2 separate regions of the Homo sapiens genome follow, and region 2 is linked to region 1. A link is a loop called in an ENCODE intact Hi-C map of the cell type or tissue named here. Cell type or tissue: breast epithelium. All regions are shown on one strand. Each heading gives the region's core, and the rest is flanking DNA. Links, peaks and the distances in the headings are about the cores only.

Region 1 (5,375 bases), core at 199-5,198:
TCCAGGGTACAGTGCCATGAAGCTCATGGTTGCTGCACTCCAACCGTGGGCTGGAGCCACATCCTCCAACCTAGCTGTGATTAGCCATGGTGCTTGGGTATCCACTGTCTGACTCATATATCTGTCTCTCCAACCGTTCAGAACACAGGCTGGGAACAGGTATGTTATATATTGGGTTCTGCAAAACCACATTTGCCTCTCCCTGAAATCATTATATTTATTGGTTGATTCATTTGTTTACACATCTTTTGCCTTACCCCCATCTGATACATACCACATGGACACACACCTCCCCTTTCTTACCATCCCCTACAGAACGTAAACTTCTTGAGAACAGAGACTCTGTCTCTTTTGCTCATACATTCTGTGCCGGGAACAGTGTTTGGTTCAAGCAGATGTCAAAAAGTAGTCACCGGATGAATAAAAGACTTCCAGATGCCTCTGCACTGCATAAGATCCCAGGACCTTTGCACAGCCCTAGGGTGGGGAGTCTCCTCAATGACTAAGATGAAATAATTATCCACTTGCTTAGAAGAATATGAACCAAGAACTGGGTTCCAGTTGATTTAAAGAAGTTTTTAGAGTATTTCTTATAAGCCTACATTGTAGATGAGATTTTTATCTATAAAATATGATTTCCCCAAGATAAGGAAACTAGGGTGCATGGAGGTTGGGTTATTTCCGGAGGATCCCAAGGTCAGCTGGCAGCAGAGCTCTGCATGGCTGTGGCTCTGCTCCATACTCTTCTCCTCCACTTGCAGAGGCAGCTTGGTCTCCTGCTGTTTCCTCATGGCAAGAGCCACTGTGTGCTGGTTTCCCCATCCTTCTCTCTCCCTGGGTCTATTCAGCCCCTGCTAGCTTTCAGTCCCATTCGGTTGTAGGCCTCAAGGACCTTTCGTCTGCAGGCTCACACTCTCCTAGACTCTGAGTAGAAGCTGACCCCAGCATAGGGCGTGTGACAGCTCCATCTATACAAGGAGGCACGGTCTGAATTTTGCTATCTTCAGTTCAGCATCTAGTGGGCTTGGGTGACCTAGGTACTCACCAAGGTTCAGATGGCCCCACTCATGATGGCCCAGACAGCATAGTGGGCTCCTGCTTTGGTTCCCTGGTAGAGTCTGGGGCTAGAGAATGGCCCTGAATCTTCATCCACATGGCCAGGGTTCCACCATCTTACATAACTCTTGCCAGCTTTCTCTGCCTCTCCCTCAAGGACTGTAGCCATCTCTGTAGCTGAGTCACTGCAGGAGGTCCTGTGACAAAGTATAGGAACCTCCCTGAAGCAAAGCCCTGCCTCCTAACTGAAGTTAAGAATCTCCATGGTCTGTAAGGTCCAGCTTTGGATGTTGAGCCTGCCCTGGCACTAGTGTGACTTTATCCCTTGGGGAGTGAGTTTATTTACTTAATTATTATTTATTTATGTATTTATTTATGTTACTAGTTGTCAAATGGTCCTTTATCGAAATATTTTCCTTTGTACTTTTTACCTAGCTGGGCACTCCTCTGCGCCGCCATCGATGTTGTCTTTGATGTCATTAGGGTGGCAGCCGTCAACACTGCAGCCCACAGACTGGACAGTCCCCAGGGTATCTTTAATGGTTCCAGAGAATTATCTGGCTAAAGATTGGTGGTGCATCTGTCAAGCAATGTTGACAATCTCATCAAAAGCAATATTTCCAGGGCAGTACACAGCTGTCCCCACCATTTCCCTAAAAGAAATCCTTTAGGCCCACCCAGTCCACCTACCAGCCTCACTCCTAGCTTCCCCTCCTGCCCGTGGTCCCCTGCACCACAGTCTCAGCCTGGCCCTCCATGAAGCCATTCCCCGAGCGAGGCCTCAGTCTGTTGCCTGAGCAGCTGGAGGACAGCCCCTCCCTCAGAGGTGGGCTCCTCTCTCAGGGGATGGCTGGCCATCCTCCAAAAAGGCCCCTCTTTTCTGAGCATTCCAGTCATCTGCCTCAACTTCTCTCTCCTCCCCCAGGCCCTTCCTGTAAATTTCACATTTGAAACAAATATTGATTTTCTTACTTATGCCCCTTGCCAGGGTTGTAAGACACACACACATACACACACACACACACACACACACACACACACACAGCCACCGAAAACAAAAAGCATGGACCTGCTACCACTTCTGGAAATGAATGAGGCGAAAACAAGGAAAGCACAAAGAAAAAAGATGTGGCTTCTGGGCAAAATGCAGCCATTGCTATTATTTTCAGAGTTTCTCCCTGACCCTGGCCCTGAGTTAAGAGCTTAGGTAGTGTGGTGAGTGTTAACTGGGAGTGAGAAACCCAAGAGGGCTGTTTTCTTCATTAAAAAAAAAAAATAATAAAAGGGCTCTAACTTTTCCATCTTGTTACCTGAAATGAGAGCAAAGACCAGGATCTGCTCAGATTCTGTGGCTGCAGGACTCCCAGCCTCATCTCCTTCCCCAATCACTCTCCCTAACTCCCTTTTCCCTTGGCTAATAAGCAATCCTGAGAAGGTTTGCACACTTTGCTTATTGTATTTGGCTCAGAAATACATTCTCTTTTTCACCCCCAACCTCAGGCAAATGCTTTCTGATATCCATTTGTATGCCTGAACACATGTGATTGGGCTTAATGTCATTTTCTGAGGAACTGCGGGAAGGTCACTGGGCACAGTGAGAACTTGGCTCCTCTGGGGGATCAGATGCCCAAGGCCTGGTCAGCTCCTGTCTCAGACTCAGACATCTTCCCCCAGCCACCATGACAGGCCTCTGGGACACCTAACTAGTTCCATGTCTTCATTATGCTCCCCTCCAGGGGTGAATCCTGAATCTACCAAAGACCATGCTCACATTCCAGAGAGTTTGCATTATAGCAAGGCAATTTATTGAGACTTTAATGGAGCAGAATAACTGACTCAGAAATTACCTGTGTCTTGTTTTTCTCTGCAGTAGGCTCAACACAAAGGCACGAAAGGTATTTCCTTTCCTCCTCCCCACCCCTCCTTCTATCTCTCTTCCAGGTTTTTGTGTCCTTGAGGTCTAAGTTTCTTTATTCGGTTAATAACATTTACCTCTGTTTCATAGAACAAAGGAGAAGTTGCCAGATGCCATTATTTTTGCTAAACTCGGGAACGACCAAGCGATTAAATGCGGTTTGACATATAGGGGAGAAACCTGGTGGGTGTGTAGTGTGGGGTTTGAAATGAAAAGGGCTGGCTGAGGAGGAGGGCCTACCTCTGACCCTGAAGAGGATAGCCAGATACTCAGGAAGGGAAAGGAGGAGAAGGAAGAGGCCTGTGGTTTCCATCGAGGCAGATACCTGAACCCCAGGGAATGCAGATCTTCTGAGGAGGGAGGATCAGGTGGCTCTGGAGGGCTCCATGGGTGTCCGTGAGGATTGAGCACCCAGGCCATGGTCTTGGGAGTCTCCATGGTATCAGTTCACCTGTGTGGACCTGGATGAGGAGCACAGCCAAGAGCATCATAGACAGGACCAAACAGAGGACACCTCACTTCCACCTTCTGAGACCTGAGAAGCCCAAGTTTTGTTGTTGCTGTTTTTTGTTTGTTTGTTTTTTATGTGAGAATATTCTGAAAACATGCAGACATTGGCAACCTCGGGGGTGTCAGACCAGTTATAATTCTTTTTTTGGCTAATCTTTTCTGTATTATTCCAGTTTTAGTGGATATGCTGCTGAAGCGAGCACTCAGACCAGCTACAATTTGATTTAGACAGAGAAATGTTCTGGACATGTTTTTATCACTTGCTCACCATTTCATTGATGGGAGGTGGGCTGCTTGCCTTCAGAGAACTTGGCGGCAAGGGATGCCCGCTGCGGGGCAGAGGTAAAATGGACTTTCCACAGCTCCTCCAGGCTCCCAGACGCTGTGTACAATGTCTGTAGCCAGCAGGATGACCAGACATTTAACTGGATCCCTTATTAGTCTGATGGCCTTATCCAATTATTGGACCTCTCCCCACTTATCTCCCAACTCTCTGTGTTCCCATGCTTCCTCTGCTTTGCTGTTCTTTGATCTTTGGCTCACATTTCTGTCTGTGACCCTATTACCTACCAATCAGGGCTTGGTGTTTTCCTATTAGTCCTGGGCTTCATTCTACTTGCCTTTGGGATCAAGGATATGCTTTTGGTACTTTCTATATTAAATGTTGGCTGCTATTGTTTTCAGCCTTTTGGAGCAAAACCTCATGTTGAAACAAACAGCTCCGTTCAATTGCTCCTCCTCTTTTGAGCTCCAACATCCAACTGCTCTTCCCTTTGCCACACTCTTCTCAGTCCCACTGAAGCCATTTGCTGACCTCAGTCACTCTCGCAGATTCCTACAGAACTTCCACCGCTAGCACTTGTCTTCCTCCCACCCAAATCTCTGTCATCATCCCAAATGGCTTCAGTTTCCAAGCAGGTGCCTCATCTAATAACTTGAACTCGCAGTTTCTTGATTTCCTTCGCGACCGACAAATTTCACCTTCATTTCATTTAAGTGACCCACTTCCATGGCAACACCCTGGATCTTGTCATCACCTAGAACTGTTTCATTAGCAAACCCTTAAGTTTAAAAAGCCTGATCCCTAAAGCCAATTTCTCATTTTTCTACCTGTGGCTCCTTTAGAACCATGCATCTCCCTTTTCCAGACCTCTAGTCTTCCAAACTCTTCCCATCTTCTCTCCACCACCCCTCTGGTCCTTCCTTGACCTCCAGATTCAGCCACACAGTTACTTTTCTGATAACAGTGGCAAACACATAGCATGACTTTTGCTGGGCCCTATGGAAAGCCCTTTATATATATTAACTGTCTTCATCTTTTTCATCAGTTTGCAGATAAAGAAACTAAGGTTGGGTAATTTGCCCAAGGCTCCCAGCCAGGGCCAGCTGCATAATCTGTGGACCAAGTGGGAAATGAAAATTCAGGACCCCTTGTTCAAAGAGCAGGGAGGGAAAAGTACTCTTTAATATACTCGCCTATAAAGTTTTTTCTTTCTTTTTTCTCTTTTTTAAATTTTTAAAGAATTTTTTGTAGAGATGGGGTCTCATTGTATTGCCAGGCTGATCCAAACTTCTGACTCAAGCAATCCTCCTGCCTCAGCCTCCCAAAGTGCAAGGATTACAGGTGTGAGCCACCACACCTGTAAAGCTTATTTATTTATTTATTTATTTGTTTATTTTTTTCCTGAATTTTAAGTTCTGAGGTACATGTGCAGGATGTGCAGGTTTGTTACATAGGTGTACCATGGTGGTTTGCTGCACAGATCAACTCATCACCTAGGTATCAAACCCAGTATCCATTAGCTGTTTATCCTGATGCTCTCTCTCCCCTATTCCCCCCATAGGCCCCAGGGTGTGTTGTTCCCCCTGATATGTTCATGTGTTCTCACCATTC
Region 2 (5,375 bases), core at 136-5,135, 70 kb before region 1:
TACAGGCTGGGCAGAAACAAAGCCAGGCTTCAGGATGAGATAGGCCTGGGGCCAATCTTGGCTCTTCGACTTAAAAGCTGCGTGACCTGAGGAATGACACTGAACCTCTCTGAGCCTTAGGTTCTCCATCTATAACATGAGGATGACAATCCTTCCATCACAGGGTTGTTATAAAAATGAAACAAAGAGGTATAATATGTAAAGCCTTTAGCCCAGACCTGGTATGTAAGCACTAACTTATTGATAGCTTGTATTATTATTAGCGTTAGTAGTAGTAGCATCTTTAGTGTTATTATTACTAAGATTTGCCTGGGTGTTCCTTTTGCCCCACTCATAAATTTGCTCCATATCCCGGTAGGTCCTGTGGCCTTGGAAGTCTCCCAGCACTGTGGGGAGATGCCTTATTTCTGAGCTTGGGACATTGGTGAAGGAGCCTGTGGTGCAATGTTGTCATTAGTACCTGATACAGGGTTGTCGTGAGGATCAAAGGAGCTAAACATACATGAAGAGCGTCTAGTAGTTCCTGGCACAGAGGAAGTGACAGTGTGGTGTAGAAGTGAAGATTGAAGACTCTGGAGGCAGACTCAGGTTTGAACCCCAGCATCTATCATTCCTAGCAGGATGACCCTGAGCAAGTTATTTAAGCTGCCTGTCACTCAGTTTCCTCGTCTGTGAACTGAGGAGGGAAATAATAGTGCTCATCCCATGGAGTTGTTGTGGGGATTCAACCAGATAACACAGAGTATTGGACTTGAATCCAAAATACCCAGGTTGGAGTTCTGACTCTAGCAATAAACAGCTGTGTAACAGTAGACAAATGACTTAACCTCTCTGAATCTGTTTCATTGCCTGAAAACTAGAGATACTAATGCCCATTCTGGCCACTGCACGAGGCTCACACCTGTAGTCCTAGCACTTTGGGAGGCCAAGGTGGGCAAATCAATTGAGTCCAGGAGTTCAAGACTAGCCTAGGCAACATAGTGAGATCCTATCTCTCCAAAAAAAAAAAAAAAAAAAGCTGGACATGAGGACATGCCTACAGTCCCAGCTGATAGAGAGGCTGAAGCTAGAGAACGCTTGAGCCCAGGAGGTTGAGGCTGCAGTGAATCATGATCCCACCACTGCACTCAGCCTGGGTGACAGAATGAGACCTCGTCTCAAAAAAATAAAAATTAAAATTAATAAATAAAAATAATGCCCATCTCACTTAACTTGATGGGTTAATGTGAGAATTAAAGCATTTTGTAAACTGTAACAGGTAATAAAAGTATAATAGACAAATGAAAAAGTAAAGTTGTAAAGCAGCATTATAGTTTTCTTAGAAATATTATAACGTATATGTCTTGAGGAAAAGACATATAGATAAACATACGTGCTTGTACAAACATGGAACATTTTTCAAAGACTTTTTAAACTCTTTTGTAATAATTGAATATTTAAAAACAAACAAACAAACATGTTTTCCTCCCACAACTTAAAACTAAAGCAAGGCCGGGTGTGGTGGCTCACGCCTGTAATCCCAGCACTTTGGGAGGCCAATGTGGACGGGTCACCTGAGGTCGGGAGTTTGAGACCAGCCTGGCCAACATGGTGGAACCTCATCTCTACTAAAAATACCAAACTTAGCCAGGGATGGTGGTGTATGCCTGTAATCCCAGCTACTTGGGAGGCTGAGGCGGGAGAATAGCTTGAACCCGCGAGGCGGAGGTTGCAGAGAGTTGAGATCGTGCCATTGCACTCCAGCATGGGTGACAAGAGCGAAACTCCATCTCAAAAAAAAAAAAAAAAGGCAATATCTCTCTGAACATTATGGATTATTAGTAGATTGCCTAGAACTTCAGATACTTTGGGTTTTTGCTTTGACTATGATGTCAAAATGAACGAGGCTGGGCGTGGTGGCTCACATCTGTAATCCCAGCACTTTGGGAAGCCAAGGTTGGAAGATCACTTGAACCCAGGAGTTCAAGAGCAGTCTAGGCAACATGGTGAAACTCTATTCCCACACAAAATACAAAAATTAGCTGGGTGTGCTGGCAAGCACCTGTAGCCCAGCTACTAGGGAGGCTGACGCGGGAGGATCGCTTAAGCCCAGGAGGTTGAGGCTGCTGTGAGCCACAATCACACCACTGCACTACAGCCTGACAGAGCGAGACCTTGTCTCAAAGAAAAACAAAAACAAAAACAAAAGAACCAGCACCCAGCCACATCCCCACTCTTGGCCTCAGTTTTGTTTTGTTTTGTTTTGTTTTGTTATGTTATGTTTTACACTCTCAGAGAGGGGAGTGTGGGCTGACCTCTGCAAGATGAGATCAGCCAGCCTCAGTGTTTTTCATCTGAAAAATGGGATGGCCATTCCCTTTACACCACCAGCTTTATGAGGTTAGGGGTAAGATAAGGAAGTGATACCTATTAAAAATAAAAATGAAGACAAACAAAAACAAAACCCTTTAAGCCAATGTATTGCCTCAAACTTAAAATAGGTGAGCTTCCATACCTATTTCAGGGACAGGTATTGGCCCCCACCCACAGCCCAAGGAAAAGATAAAAAACCACAGGCAGACCTCCTTTTATGGCACTTTGCTTTATTATGCTCCGCAGGTTAGATTTTTTTACAAATTGAATGTTTGTGGCAACCCAGCATTGAGCAGGTCTATCAGTGCCATTTTCCAACAGCACGTGCTGACTTCATGTCTCTGTGTTAGCATTTTTATCAATAAAATATTTTAAAATTAAGGTATACGCTCTTTTAGACATAATGCCATTGCACACCTAATCAACTATAGTGCAAACATAACTTTTATACACACTGGGAAACCAAAAAACTTGTGTGACTTGCTTTATTGCTATATTTGCTTTGCTATGGTTTGGAACCGAACCTGCACCACATCCATGGGTATGGCAGTACTGTTGGTTTTGCCCTGAGGTTCTCCATTAGGATCCATAGTGCCTTTGACCCTACACACAGCCCCAGCAAGCCTAGGCCCCTCCCCTCCCATCCAGACAACCAGGAGAAGAACCAAACCCACAGACAAGTCCAAGGATCCTGAGCCAAGGACTTCCAGAAAGAGCAAACCCTCCGAGGACTGGGACTGGGGACTGATCTAGGACTTCCCTCCTCAACCAGACACCCCTGCACAGTCAAGGCGGGGGAGCCAGGAACCCAGGCTGGGAAAGTGGCCTGGGCTCCCTCTCCCGCCTCGGTGCCTCCCTAGCTAGGGGCCACACGCTCAGAAGCCTCCTGCCCTGTCCCCGCTCCCCTTCCCTTGGGCAGCGGCTGCTTGGTATTCAGGCCACATCACCCTTGCCTGTCTCCATTTGGAAACGGCTGTGTGTGACCTCTCTGTGTGTCTCTCAGTTGCCTTTGTAGGTCGGGGGAGGGAGAGAGAGGCGTCTCCGCATTTACCTAATTAGTGGTAATTAGAAGGCAGGGCCCGGGTGCTCTCCTCGCAGCTGCTCCTAAGGACAGAAGCTGGAGGCTGGAGAGTAGCTCTAAACGGACATTGGGAACACTGTGTCCTAGGGCGCTCTGGCCGGCCACCTCCCTCGGATCCCCTCCGCACTCCCCACGCAGCGGACACGCTCGTATCTCTCCCCACAGCTGCTACTCCCAGGCGTTATTTCTGGGACTAGCCCTGAATTCTCAGTCCCCAAAACAGCAGCCCTGGGATATGTCAACCAGGCCTGGTTCCCATGGTAACCCAAGCCACGCCCCTAGGAGAGAGCCTCTCTGGGTAACGGGCAGGCTGCCTTCCCGGAGAGCGGAAGCTTTGGTTCTAGCTACCCTTGGAGTAGATCCTTGCAAAGCCGAGCAGCGGGGCCAACTCCCACCCTTTGGTTGGGTCCCGATTCCTTTTCAGCTCCCTCGAGCCCAGGCAGCAAGTCCAGAACTCCCGTAGAACCTCAGCTCTGATGGCGTCTCAGCACATCTATCCGTCTTCCGGCTCATCTCAGTAGGTGGAGTGGAATTAAGAACATGGCCTGCTCCACCCCAACATTAGGCACCAGCTGTTTTGTACTGTCCATCCTGTCGATGCTTATTAATGATTCTGATCAACCTCTATGGAGATCCATTATCTCTAAACCAGGGAATGTACTATTAATTCCCATCTGTGCCGGATTACTTACAGTTAGTGGTTGGTAGTTTTCCATGGTCTCACAACACATCTTAATCAGATGGTGAGTGGGTTTAATTAGCCGAAGTATAGGTTGTATTTTTTTTATTCATATAACTACTTAATCTAATGGAAGCCTATTATCTGTGGCTTTTTCCCATGCATAATTATTGCTGTTTTTAATTGATGGTGCATCAGGGGTTGCAGCTACAATATGGCAGCTGGAACACAAAGTCGCCTTTCCCTAGAATGAAGGTTGAGAAAATGAGTTGTCAGTGAGGCATCAGATTTCTTGTTTTCATTGAGATTTGAGCTCCCATGTGGAAGCTGCCGGCTCCTGCCAAAAGAAAGGAAATGTGGTTCTCAGCTGGGCGACCCCTGGGCTTCACTGCTGCAAAATGCCCTTCAGGAGCCCTGAGGCTGGAACCAAATCAGGAACAGCTGGGAAAGAGAGCTATTTGTCAATCCAACCAGATCATAAGCAACCCCAGGGCAGGGACCAGGTCTTTTTCTTGTTCCACTTTCTCCAATCCACAGGCCCTAGGATAGGCTCGTGTACCCTGTGTGTTCTCCATACACATGCAGCAAATTAAACACAGACCTAAGATGGTGCAGGAAACCTGGACGCTTGCAGGGAAAGTCATTTGTCTTCAATGTGAGGATGAATCTGAAGCTCTCCCTGCAGAACGTGGGATCCACTTTCAAATCTGGACAGGGGCTTTCATCCAACCTGCAGAAGATCCTGGCAGTTCCCATTTAGAAATAAGCCCCTGATCTTCAATGGGATGAATTGTCAATATTTCAGTGGCCATTTGGGATAGAGTGAGATCTCTAAGAACAAAAGTGTCCCATTTACCCAGATTTATAGAAGAGAGAAGCAGAAGGGCAGAATGATATCTGGTCAAAAGTAAGAGCCAGCAATTTTCTAATAACTTTAGAAAACTTGGGCTTCCTACAGATAAGCTATTTCTAGGGTTTGGTATGGGGAGCTGCCAGTTAGCAGAGCTCCCAGCTGACCCAGAATGGAAGGATTCCAGGGTCTTTGATCAATTTACAGAGTACCTTGGGCAGAGCAGAACAGGGAGCCCTATTCACCCCTAGAGAAGCTGAGATATTCACAGGACAGAGTATCATCCCTCCTGCTCTCTCTCAATCCCACCTCCTTCTTGCCTCCTGCTCTCTCCAGACCCTTAGCGTCAGTCAGAGGAAATCTGCATAGCTGGGTTCAAAGACTTGTTACCCCTCCTGCTTGTCTCCTCCTGT

Evidence for each region. Hi-C counts contacts between places; a loop is a spot of excess contacts. Peaks named below come from ENCODE experiments on the same cell type or tissue, not always from the same donor. Only the 100,000 strongest peaks of a DNase experiment are listed, where the experiment ranks them.
Region 2: a loop joins it to region 1, with 17 times the contacts of the local background. A loop is called at or near these places in 1 of 110 quality-filtered maps.

Annotation. Positions count from the first base shown.
Region 1 is chr11:115,574,352-115,579,726 of GRCh38, reverse strand. It overlaps the pseudogene RPL12P46. Among named protein-coding and RNA genes, the nearest start is that of CADM1, 73 kb to the right of the region's middle. RefSeq lists an enhancer at 2,573-3,772. In breast epithelium, for the core only: no CTCF peak of the experiment used is centred there; no DNase peak of the experiment used is centred there; H3K27ac peaks cover 1,446 bases.
Region 2 is chr11:115,644,153-115,649,527 of GRCh38, reverse strand. No RefSeq gene overlaps it. Among named protein-coding and RNA genes, the nearest start is that of LINC02698, 13 kb to the left of the region's middle. RefSeq lists an enhancer at 3,354-3,994. In breast epithelium, for the core only: no CTCF peak of the experiment used is centred there; no DNase peak of the experiment used is centred there.